Regions from separate parts of the Homo sapiens genome. Here region 2 is linked to region 1. The links are chromatin contacts, found by Hi-C or POLR2A ChIA-PET in ENCODE. All regions are on one chromosome and are shown on one strand. The core of a region is the stretch at or near the end of the contact, and the rest is flanking DNA. Distances in the headings are between cores, read along the strand shown.

Evidence for each region. Hi-C counts contacts between places; a loop is a spot of excess contacts on that map. ChIA-PET counts read pairs that join two places held with the same protein, here RNA polymerase II (POLR2A). Pooled maps may share reads with other maps.
Region 2: a loop to region 1 is called in a map of IMR-90, with 1.9 times the contacts of the local background. The contact joins the promoter of CADM1-AS1 here to the enhancer-like site in region 1. A Hi-C loop is called at or near these places in 3 of 168 maps with a recorded cell type or tissue (A673, HepG2 and IMR-90), 1 of 37 single-sample maps with no recorded cell type and 2 of 50 pooled maps. POLR2A ChIA-PET finds 5 or more read pairs at or near these places in 1 of 52 experiments (HEK293).

What each region holds. Positions count from the first base shown.
Region 1 is chr11:115,360,175-115,366,512 of GRCh38, reverse strand. All of the region lies in intron 1 of CADM1 (cell adhesion molecule 1), which reads left to right. Among named protein-coding and RNA genes, the nearest start is that of CADM1-AS1, 33 kb to the left of the region's middle. Within about 2 kb of position 3,327, at least 3 of the 41 ENCODE cell types and tissues checked have a DNase peak (open chromatin) inside an H3K27ac peak, as active enhancers do.
Region 2 is chr11:115,393,118-115,399,455 of GRCh38, reverse strand. It overlaps CADM1-AS1 (CADM1 antisense RNA 1), which reads right to left and starts at 2,700. Exons shown (of 2, transcript NR_135103.1): 1 at 2,565-2,700; 2 at 1,798-2,190. The region is part of intron 1 of CADM1 (cell adhesion molecule 1); the gene reads left to right.

The DNA of each region.
Region 1 (6,338 bases), core at 2,078-4,577:
AAAGAGACATTTCAGGATCTCCGAGGGGATATGAACTCCCAGGTACTAGTAGACTAAGCCTCTTTACAACCTTACAAAATCCTGTACAGATGACCTGTGTGTAAAATGCACTGCCTGTTGCTTTGGACATCACTTGACACTAAAAAGCTATGCATTTTGTATTTTTGCATGTCAGAATCTTAGCCAGAGGAATTAAAAATAAATATTTAAGTAGGTTCCTGACTTTTCCTATCAAGGAGGCACTGAGACAGGCAATTTGCTTAGCAAGTCTTTTTGTTCACCTGTTTTTGTGCTGCGGAGAAATGTGATGTTTGCTTCTGATGATTCCAAATGTGCGTGCATTATATGGTCAGAGCAGAGTATAGAAAATGCCAGTGCTATCTGTGCAAGGCTGGATGATAACATGTGACCCGAGTGACAGAAATAAATGTGTCCTGGCAAAAAGGAGTCATTAATCTGAATGAAAATATTACCACACAGTGGGCAGATTAATCTTGGCAGTTTATGGCAATGGCCCTCATACATAAAACCTATTCTGTGTTCCCACAAATGCCCAATCAATCAGTAGACAGCTGCCCCAGTGTTAATTGTGACCGTGTGGGACACTTGGGTAAAATCTTCCCATGTTAATGATCCTGAATTTCTAAATGGTCTTATCCTAAAAATTGATTCTTAGTTTAAGCAAGATTAGCAATGTGGGCCTTTCAGCTTTTTTGTTTGATTTTTTGAAAATGTTTATATATTTGGGGTTTAAACAAAGAATTTTTTTTTTATTTTTTGCCGCGCTCAGAACATCTTAGCTAATATATGAGGTAATTAAAAAGTTACTGTAGAAGTCTTCCTGTCTGGTTTGATTGATGCTAGTAGTTGGTTAATCAAAAAAAGTCATAACAAATTATAAATACATACCTTCTACTTTTCATGTTAATATTAAATCTGTATATATATATTTTTGTTTTTTTATTTGCCAATATTTGATATTAGGTCAAGGCCTAGTTGAAATTCCCTGACATCTTTCTTGTATAAACAATACCCACAATGCTAATCTTTATGATTTTCAATCTCTGTCTCTCTAAATTGGCATGGTAATTTAAAGATATTGGGAACCAATCTAAATGCAGAATCCTCCTAGATTTTTACTAAATTTCCCCAAAACTTCTTAGTTATCTAACCTACATCAGCTTTAGTATTTTTTAATGACTCATTTTGATGAAGGCCATTCAAACATTCTGCTTAATTTTGATAGAAACAATGAATCACTTTCTGTTTACCTCGTATTTCATGGATTTATATGGAATAATCTGTTCACATACTATTTAATTCATACAGTTGGAGTAAAGAGGCTTGGGACCAAACCCAGTACACTTGTGAATGTGTGACTCAGCTGGTGGGGCTAGCCATGCCTGGGTACATTAGAGAAGTCCACCAGGATGACTCTGCAGAATGCCCTTCACATCAGGGCATGTTCTACAGAGGGAATGGACATCATCATCGCTTCATTAAGCCTGTCACGTTTTTCCATAAACATCTACAAATAGCTACAGGTGAAAATGGATAAAGAATATAATATTTAATATTGTTTTCTCTTTATCAAATGAAAAGCCAGATATAGCTAAGTAAATACTAACAAAACTGTTATTAAATGAGGTACACGCCAACATTAATAAGTTCTGAATTGTTCGTTTTACTACTTTGTACATATATTATGTATGTGGTATATTAATTGATTGCTTTGTGAAGCTGTTTAAAATTTTTCAACAGTAGAGAGTGATAATGTGCCAAATGTGAAATAAAATTGCAGAGGTGAAACTGTCAACGACTTAAGTGTTACTACTGACTGACAGTGACAGGATTCAAGAAGTATCATAGATACCAATATGCTATGTCACAAGTATAATATGACCAGAGTGGATGTGGTCCCTGCTAAACAAGTTAAACAAAAAGGCTTTTTTTTTTCTTCCTAGTGCTTTATATTTTCCCCCACTATAGAAAATGCATGAAGACTTTTTAAATGGTGACATTTATGGCCATGATAGATGTGTGCTTCTACAAGACCAAGTCCAGGTGTTTCCATTGGGAATACATGGAAGGAATTGATTTAAGCAAGTGATTACTTAAAAAGGAAAATTAAAAGAGTGGAAAATGGATAGGAGAGAATGTTAATTGGGAGGGTTTCAAGTATAAAGGAGACTTAAGGATGGGCATAAATGTAAATGTTAGGAACACATTTGAAATAACTTGGCCTTAGAAAAGAGGTTTATAGAAGCATATAATTTAAGAACTGTAGGTTTTGAAACTGAGACACACTCATTGCCAGACAGAATAAGAATGAACATATCTGAAATTTCACTGAGAAAGATCACAGATATACAGTCATGTGTTGCTTCACGATGGAGGTATGTTCTGAGAAATGCGTTGTTAGGCAATGTCATCATAATGCAAAAATGTAGATTTTTTTTTTTTGTGGATCATAGAGTGGATTTAATCAAACCTAAATGGTGTAGCCTATGACACGCCTAGGCTATATGCTACAGCTTATTGCTCCTAGGCTACAGACCTGTACAGCATGTTACTGTAATGAATATAGTAAGCAATTGTAACACAGTGGTATTTGTGATCTAAACATATCTAAACAGAAAATGTCCAGCAAAAATATGGTATTATAATCTTACGGGATCACTGTTGTATAAGCTGTACATTGTTGACCGAAAGTTGTTATGTGGTGCATGACTGTATTTAAAATTATAAGAACACACAATCCCAAGGTCATTTGATTCAGGCCCCAATAAAGCACTAAAATAGTCCAAGAATCTTACCTTTTCCCATTAGTGAATGAAGGCATTCTTCAGACTTCCTAGTTGAACTGATGCAATGATCAGTGGACCTTGAATCAAAGGAAACAAATTTCTGTTTATCTTAAGCCTTCTCAATTGTGCTTTTGTATGCATTCATCTTATTCTTTCTATTATTCTTAACTTAGTCATCCAGATTGCTGCTTAAAATGGAAAATTAGCCTAAAATGGAGTGGGCAAACAAACAAATCGATCACTGTCCAGAGTTTCTGAATCCTTAACCCATTTCTTACAAGAAGAGAGGGAACTATTTTCTTTAATATTGAAAAGACGTTACCTGGAGCACCCCTAATCAACCTTGGTCCACAAGTTGAATGATGCAGTAGAATTTAGAGGATTCTGACATTCAGAGAACAGCAGCCAACTGTCAGAAAAACGGTAGGAGATGGTAATAATGACCTCGATTTAAGGTCACTGGTGCTTGAATGCTTGCGGTATTTTGGCACTAGCTATGCCACGTCCTGCTGATCATGGAACAGGTGCCAGGTTCACTCAGTGGGGCCAAAGGAACTTTGAGTATAGTGACAAGAGGCTAAAGAGCCTCAGCCGCTTGGCTTATAAGATTGATTCTTAATGGAAGATTGATCTGGATTGGGTGAATCTGTGATTTTTTTTGTTGGTAGGGACTTGAAATTGGTGAATGAGATAAACATGAAGTTCAGTCTCCTTAGCAGATAACAACAGCTTTGCTCTATATTTCTGTCACCTAGCACCTAGTAGGAGCTTGACTATTGAATGAAGAATCAACTGAACACATTTTCTAGGTAGACTTATAATAGAATTAATATCTACATTGGATTTGTAAAAGTAATGATGGTACCAGTATACATTTAATTAGTGAGGAGTACTTCCTTTGGGGTTATAAGTATAAAAATACTCAATAACCTCATTGCTTTATTGATGTTTGTTTGTGAAGAAGGATTAAATAGTATCTTGCCTTTTTTTTCCTTTGCTTTTAATCATCCATTGTTAAATAGAGGCTTAGGCCATCTGTCTCTGCCAAGATCTGCCTCGATATGGAAGACTGTATAATAGAGATACTAAAAAAAACCTCTCTAATAATCTGTTTATACTATTATTCTCCAGGCTTTTCCCTAAAACAGTTTTAAGTAAATTTCTTACCAACTAAACTGCAAACTTATCTGTTAATTAAAACTATTTTTGTTGACTAGGTCGCAGTGCTCTTGAGGCCTGTAGAAATTGTACTTAGCTGCCTTTTCTCTTGAAGATAAGACAGAAAACAGGATGCCTTGTTGGGTTTAAAAAGTAAAATACAAACTGTCAGTTTTCTGATATCAAGGTACATTTTTTTGAGAATCAACATTCCAAATGGCCAATCTGGTTAACTCTCAGTGGTATAAGATAGGGCAAAGGAAATTGACTATGTTTTGGTACTTGGTTTTATTTTATTTTATACTAAGTGCTTCTTAGGCAATTCTGCCTCATCAATATTCTGTAGATGTAGGCATCATTAACCTCAGTGAAAAGTTTATTACAAGCCACTGTTAGGACTTGTTTCTGAATAATATTTCTCCAGTATTTAAATGAAACAAACTACCTTTACCCAAACTCAGTCAACAGAGTTTAAGATTATTCAGAATATGGAAAAATAAGGTTTAGGGCCTGGGTGCTGTGGCTCTCGCCTGTAATCCCAGCACTTTGAGAGGCCGAGGTGGGGGCATCACTTGAGCCCAGAAGTTTGAGATCAGCATGGGCAACAGAGAGAGACTTCAACTCTACCAAAACAAAACAAAACAAAACAAAACAAAAACTCGGGTGTGGTGGTGCACACCCATGTCCCAGCTACTTGGGCAGGTGAGTTAGGAGGATTACTTGTGCCCAGGAGGTCGAGGCTGCAATAAGGCATGATTGTGCCACTGCACTCCAGCCTAGGGTACAGAGTAAGACCCTGTCTCAAAAAAAAAAATAATAATAATAAGGTTTGGGTGTGTGATTTGGGGCAGTGTTTTTGGCATGCACGGGTGTATTGTGGGTGTGCATATGCCTAGACAGACATATGCACAATCTGAAGACATAATAGGCATTTTCCTCGAAATAAATTTGGCTCTTAGAATTGCTTTCTTCTCAGTCACATGCAAAATATGGTGAAGAATCATAAGCAGTCATAAATACTGGCTTGTATACACCATTCAGGGTCACCTTCAACAAAATACAAGTCACTCAATTTTATCCAGCAGTCACAGTGCTGGATCTACTGTGGGACTCTTAAAATGTTTCAAGTGAGAGCTGGATAGTCATAGGTAGAATCTGAGTTATACATTCTGATTTCCTTTATGGGCTATAGATTAACTGCAACTCTGATACTACTTCATTATAATCCTACTGACTTCTTTCTGGTAAGAGAATTGCCAGGTACCCAGCTCTGAATGTCCTGAATCCTGTCAGTAGCTCTAGTTTATAAAGGATGATTTGCTAATGAGATTTCACAGACAAGCACTAGATATTGACGGTGATTCAATGTTGTATGTTGTCTGAGTGGTTGTTTTGCTTCAGGGTACTTTTTTATTTTCCATTTCTTTAGCAACCTCTTTCCCCACCCTGCTCTTGCAGAATTTGAGATCAAGAAGTAGGGCATTATTAATTACATATAGACATTATAGAATGTTTTGGGGGTTCTTAATCAAAATGTAAATGATAGTTTAAAACATAGTTTGAATACTCTGAATGCCTAGTACCTATGTAGTCAGTAAATAGTGATTGCCGTGAGGACTACAACTGTATCAAGACAGTTTTATCCTAGTGTTCAGTTAAAATCTTAAAAAACATAAAATAAAATTCTTGCTGTATTTTATGAGTAGGTTTTAGGAACCTAGTAAGATTTTTAAGGCAGAGGAACCTTTAGAAGGGGCTCAAGGTCACAGTTGGCACTCCTGTGAAAACGTGTGAATTGCCTTCCAGACACTTTTATTTTGCCTTAAGACTGCAACTATGTTCTGTCTAGGGGTTCTGCTGACAGCACGACCACACAAGTACAGTTTCCTTTCTGTGCATCAGCACAATCAGAGATTGCAATGCTGCTTGTGGCCATTAGGATTTAGTCATGGAATGTAAGGAAATTTCAACAGGAAATGTATCTGGCTTTGATATATTTTCATCTGCCGTAGTCGCTTAACCTGCATGCCTTTTTGGTGTCAGCATTTAATTCTAGGATTTCATCTGGAATATGTGTGTATATAGTTTTCTCCATCACTGTCTCAAGTAACCCATTTGATGCTGTTCATGTACAGGCCCTGTTATCATTAATAATCATGTAAGCAGTGTTAGCAGGTTTTGGCAAATGCACCGTTTCATCTATGCCGAGGAACATAAAACTCTTATCAGCAATATAATTTAATTTCACTGTACGTTTTTGGTTAGGATGCAGCCAACAAAGTCAGCAAAAGTGCAAGTTGTTTTTAGATGGCTCAGTTGTATTATAGTTATACTTACTGTACCTCACTGCTCTTAAGTGTCTTCAATAACAAA
Region 2 (6,338 bases), core at 1,451-3,950, 34 kb before region 1:
TTCATTCCTCTTCTCTGATGCTGTAGCAGTAAGTCATACTTCTCATGTGTGCTCTGTTCTGGTCTGGTCTGGGCCAGGGGATTGGCTTGACAAAAGAAACTAGATAATTTCTTGTAAACACTTTGCTTCTTTTACTTGATATACGTGTTTTGTTAAGAACTCTTTGTATGTGTAGTCTCTGAGATTGCACAGAAGAATAAAAGGACCAGCTTCCAACTTTCAAGAAGACTGGATTTTCGTAAGGATACAACAGAAAGAACTTGGGTTTTGGAGTTGTATTAGGTTTGAATTTCACTTTTTCATTACTGTGTGATAACTCAGTTGGATATCTTTTTCTTCTTCTATTTCCTCATTTACTCAATAGGTGTAATAATAACTACGTATCAGATTGTTGGGAAGATTAAATCAGGGAATATCTATCCTTATCACAGTGCTCCAATATATAGATTTTGTTGCTCATTTCTTCTTTCCAGCTCTATCCCATGGCTCAGAAAGAAACAACAATGTCTAGAACATATAAAAATAGAGACTAACTCTCCCTCCTGTTATCTGAAGGGTCTTTGGCTGAGATTCAGGAAATCTTGGAGACCAGGCACCAAAGGATTTTGTAAAGGAATCTGTAGTGGGTCTAAGTAGGCACTTTTTAAAGCATCAGCCATCTTCTTGAATGTCATAGTCACATTAAAAGAGCCTAGTTAAATGTGGCTTAGATATTGTTTCACAAGTGGCCTTAGTGGAATCCCTGTAAATAAATATGTTAGAATATTAGGTTGGGAAAATATTGTTTTGTTTAATCTAAAATGGAATTTAAACAAATGACTAAAGAATGTAAGCTGAGATTGTTTGATCTCATGTGATTCTTTAAATAATTGTCACATTGTTGTGTTTAGAATTATCTAGCTATCTGGCCTAGTAAACAGATGAGCAATATTCACTGAGAGGGGAAGTATATACAATTTGGTTTGGAACGTGGAAGAGAACCATGCTTAAGTTGGAGAGACACAAGTCAGAAAAGTCAGGGGGAGATTCAGGCATGGCCATTTTAGTTCATATGGCTCAAATACCTCTAATCCAGTGGCATAAGGCCTGACAAGAAATGTTCCTCTCTAAGGAGATGCTGGGGCCAAGGGAGACTACAGTTCATTGCACATTCAGAGATTAAAATATCTCCAAATTAGTTCCAGTGAATCATTTTAAATTATTTTAAAAGCCTTTTATATTTTAATCAGAGCCTATTCACGACCAGTTAATTTGGATGGCACGTTCTAAAATTACTTTCCCCCAATGATGTGTTGTGCCACTGCCATTGAATGCAGAAACCTCACGGAAGAGGGGATTAAGGAAATTTGAAAGTACCAAGGAGCTGTTGATCTTAGTCAAGTGTTTACTGGTTTATGAGTAGATTAAGATTTCGTTCTTGTCATCTGATTTGGATGGGAAAATGAGTAATGATACTCTTGTAGAGAGGGTGAGTGATTCCATAGGATGCCAAAAGTATGGCGATGTGCCCATTTCCCCAAATATTCAGGGAAGACTTGATGCTGTGGCATTGCTGCAGTACTTTCTTCAATATTTGGATGTAGTCTCTGGGTTTAGGGAGGTATTGTTTTAACCATCTTTGCTAGTCTCAAAATTTTTATCCACCATTTTGTTAATCTGTTCTACAATTAGCAAAGGGGTGCATGCCTGTTAAGAGTTCCAACTGTATGGTACACTTCCTAGTCATTAACGTAACTGATAGAGTACAATGTCTCTATTGTCATTGAGAATAAAAAAATGAGCTATACAGATCATGTGTTGGTTCAAGTTTGACTTTTATGCTCTGTTATTCTCACTTCAAAGATGATGAGACTGAAACTCAAAGAAAGAAGACCTGCCTTGGGTTACATATCAGTTTAGTGATGGAACTCTAGGCCAGCGCTTTTACTGATAGTGATCTTCACTCTCTGCTCCTCTTTGACTGGGGAGGAGCCTTGTGCTTAGCTGTACTATTCTACATCTTGATACATAGACTTTTCATTTTGTGGGAGAGTAGCAGCAAGTCCTTGGAAGTTGTTCATTTTGCAGTTAGCTAAGGTAGAGGGGCTGGTAATGTTCAGTTTTTCTGTACCATTCTCCTGATATGTTGGCTCAAGATACCAGAATCTATCTTGGAATGTTGTGTATTACCCATTAGTTACCAATCTTCTGCTGGGGAAGAATATAAATAGGAGAAAAAAGAGATGGACAGGATGAATTTTTAAATTATAGCACTGAGTAACAACTGCTAGTCAAGAAGTTTTTGGCAGTTTGTTAGAATCTCATTTTAAAGCAATAACACACTCAGAGTTGTATTCAAACACTGAGATAAATGCATCAACCTAAATTCATGGTTTTGTTTTTTTCCATGTAGCTGCTAATTATTGAACATAACGAGGCTTATTCATAATTTCTTTTCTCCTGCTTGATAGCCATAATCCTGTATTTATGCTGCTGTCATTCCCATGGTAACAGACTAATGTCTGAAGCATAAGATTATTAAATACAGCACAGTACATTAAAATAATGCTAAGGTTTTGACTTACAGAGAGACTTTCACACTGGGGCAAACTTCAAAAAAAAAAAAGAGAACGCTTATACAGAAAGCAATTTACTTGGCCAGTAATGTTTAGTATTCCCATAGCTATTATGGCAGAGATTTGTTTGAATTATAGCCTCTTCCTTCCCAGCCCATCATCTCCTTTGGCTTTGCAGCCAAGTCTTAATCTGGTGTTTATGATGTCAGCCTGTTGCCATGGGAGTTATTCTGTCACAGATGTATTGTGACTTCACTGCAGGACAGAAGCAGTGGAAAATTTAGGATGAAATAGAACAACTCTAAAGTTAATCTCCAGCATATCTGTTTTGGAAAAGAAGTATTCCCTTCACCTTTATGTGCTCCTAAAAATAAATAAATAAATAAAGTTAGTTAAGTGGTGACTTGTTGAAGGTTGGCCAACGAATATTGTTGAAATGACCAAAATGCCAAAAAGCCAGCACTAAGGAAAAAATGTTATGTAGCTCAACCCTGGCTCTCTGAAGAGTGGTCAAGATTTATGTTTTTAATCCTATGCTACAGTAATGAAGCACAACCATGTCTGTAGCACATAAATTGATACACCATTTTTTCTGGTTTTCTTGTAAAGGACTTTCTTCTATCTTAAATCTAATGTGGTCACATTCACAAGGACACGCGCCCTTTGCTTCCACCACCAATGACAACCACATCTTTATTATTCACAGACATATGTGGAGGCCCTGCCAAACTGAGAGGCATCTTTGAAGTCAAATTTTGTAGTGCTCATAGCACGTTAGCATTATGGTCCCTCAGGGGCCCCTTCATCATCTGGTATCTGGGACAGTCTCCCATTTGGATGGCATAAAAATAATCTAGGTTCTTTCCTAGGGATGAGAGATTTCTACAGAGTTAAGCTAAGTACACAGGTGATCCTGTGTGCATGATGAACTCTTTGAATGTCATGAACCAATGGTACAAATGGAATGCATGTACCTTAAATCATTTCTTTAAAAAAGAAATACGGGACAGAAGGAGAATAAAATGCTATGTAGCAACTAAAATCTTTTGGACTATGTTTAAATAATATGTAAAATTAGGAAATTAGCTACAGTGAGTCTTTTTTAAAAAAAGTTGGAATTACAGGGTTTAGGATTTTTTTCTTGCCCTCTTCTTCCATGTTTGAACTTAATAGAGAGTTTTAATATCCTTCCCCTTATTAAAATAAACCATTAAAGTAGGCAAGGTTAAGCAAGTTCACATTTCAAACATCTCCGATTGCTGGCGATTTGTCACTAGAAAGCTGTGGTAGTCACCTTGGAATCTGCATACCTTTTTTTGTGTTTATGAGAATAATCTGTCTTCTGCTCTCTCACCCAAATCCTTCTTAAAGGACTGGGGCTCTGCTGTAGAAACTCATGTCAGCATAATATGCCATGTACCTCTATAATGATTTTTTTTCAGCATTTTGTTGAGCCAGCTTCAGAAACAGCAGTGAGTATGTGTGTAAATGATTTGCTTTAAAAAGCAGATGTAGATTAATGCATTGGTTTAGTAATTTTTTCCCAACTCTTTCCTTTTCCCTTTATCTTTTTCTCCCCCTTCAGTTCTCTGGGATAATCCCAATGAGAAATCTGAAAGAAGGTAGAAGAATTTGTTTGTTTTCTGTACTTTACGTCAATGATTCCCAAACTTGGAGAGCATCAAGAAATCCTGAATGCCTGCTGTCACCCCCAAAGATTGTGATCTAATTGTTTGGGGGTGTGGTTTGGGCTTTGGCATTTAAAAAATATCTTTAAGTGATTCTAATATACAGACAAGTTTGCTTTCTGCTTTCTATATATGAATAGCTGAAAATTGAACTATCAAAGGCAAGTCTAAATATCACACGTGTATTTGATTTTTATAAATCTGTTGTGCCCCTTCCTACTTTATGCCAAGTCTCATTTCCTCTGTATAAGAACATGCTATAAAAGTAATCAATCTCTGACCCACGAATTTTTCCCTTTCTTTTGGAATGAATAATGGATGAACATTAATTATCTCTAGCGTTTTGTTTTGTTTTTTTATTTTCTACTTTTTAAAAAAATTGGCTTCAAAATTTTAGGAAATTTTGCATCAAGACTATAAAACAAAGTCATGTGGCTCGTAGGGAAATCAACAGAGCTCCTGTTTCAGAAACTTGATTAGCACTGGAAATTGAACTTTAGTTTTTGACATTGGGTTCCACACTATGCACCATCTCTGTAGTGTGCTCAGTCTGCATGCAGATTGTTTTCCTTAAGCTCTTTATAAATAAGATGACATTAAAAGAATAGTTTAATCATGTTTTCGTTTTTCAATATGTAACGCTAGAGAAGACGAGAAGTAGATTTCTTCATCTCATAAAACAAACTACCTTTGCAATAAAGTTCTGACTAAAACTTAACCCGGCATTTTTTTTTTCATTTATCTTGGTTATTGCTTTTCACATGTCTCGTGGTTCTTGTAAACATGATTTTCCCTCTGGAGCTAGATAGAAAGCTAAAGTCATAAAGGAAAGTGTTGGTATCCAAGCATCTTGCTTCTGATGTTTAGCCTTAAGAAATATATTTGAGCTTAAAAGAAAAGTAATAGGTTTGCTTGAATTTTCTTACTTTTCCTTCACATTCTCTTTTACTGCATCTATGGATAGCTCTAATACTTGCTTTAGATAGAGATCTGATGTAATTTTATAAAGCAGTGCTGTAAGATGACTGCAAAGGATGTTAATATTTCTGTTGACACTGCCTTGTAGATTTCCAATGAGCATGTGCAGATGTTAAGTCTGTAGATCTAGATCTGTAAGCACAACCATTGTCTTTGTTCTAAATGTTTGAATTTGTTTTAGATAGTCAAAATGATTACTCTACCTGTACATACTATGAAAAAGGGCTTCCCTAAGAGCTTGGGTAGTTTTTTCTTCTGACCATCCAGAAAGGTTTTTTGTTTTCTTTTTTTTTCTTCAATAAATTCAGCCTTTTCATAGCAGATGATTTATTACCGTGGTCGGTGACTCTGTATTTGGCTGATTTATTGAAAAGTCCATTTATTATCAGTAACTTTAGTTTATATTCATGGTAAGGACAGTGCTAATGCCATAATGCTTTGTATTTTCTCATTTTTTTCAGGTTTGTTCCTCTTTCATAGCTATGTGGATTAGGAACTAAAACTGAAAAGATCCCTTGTCAAATTTCAGATTGAATTTTAAGATACAAATTTTAATGAGATAATTTTGGAATGAATGGACCCTATAAGGTTATTCAGAGCTGTGGATTTTTTTTTAATAGGGGAATAAGAATGCATTCTGTTTTTAAAAAATGCTACCTCTATGTTTTTTTTTTTTCAGATACTGTTAACATTTGCTCTTTTTTCTAATACTTTATTTACTAAGACTTCATTCTTCTGTTTGATTAATGACAACCCCGAAAAGTATATTTTATCCCAACTTTTCTATTAAGTCTTTCTTTCCTTCAGTCTTCTGTGAAATCTGTTTCATTTAAAATTTTTTTCTAATTCTAAAGGTAGAATATCTTTATGTTGATAAAAAAGATAATCCATAAAAGTATAGTTTAGAGGATAAAATTCAGCTATAATCCTACCACTCAGAGAAAAATATTCTTGATATTAATATTTTTCACCTTCCATGCATATTACCATGCCTAGTTCAGATTAGACTCTTCTTGTTTTTATTTATTTAATATTGTATTATTTGCAGTCTTCTGTCTTTGTAAATATTCTTCAAGCATATGTTTTAAAGACTATATAATAATTAATTTTGTGGATG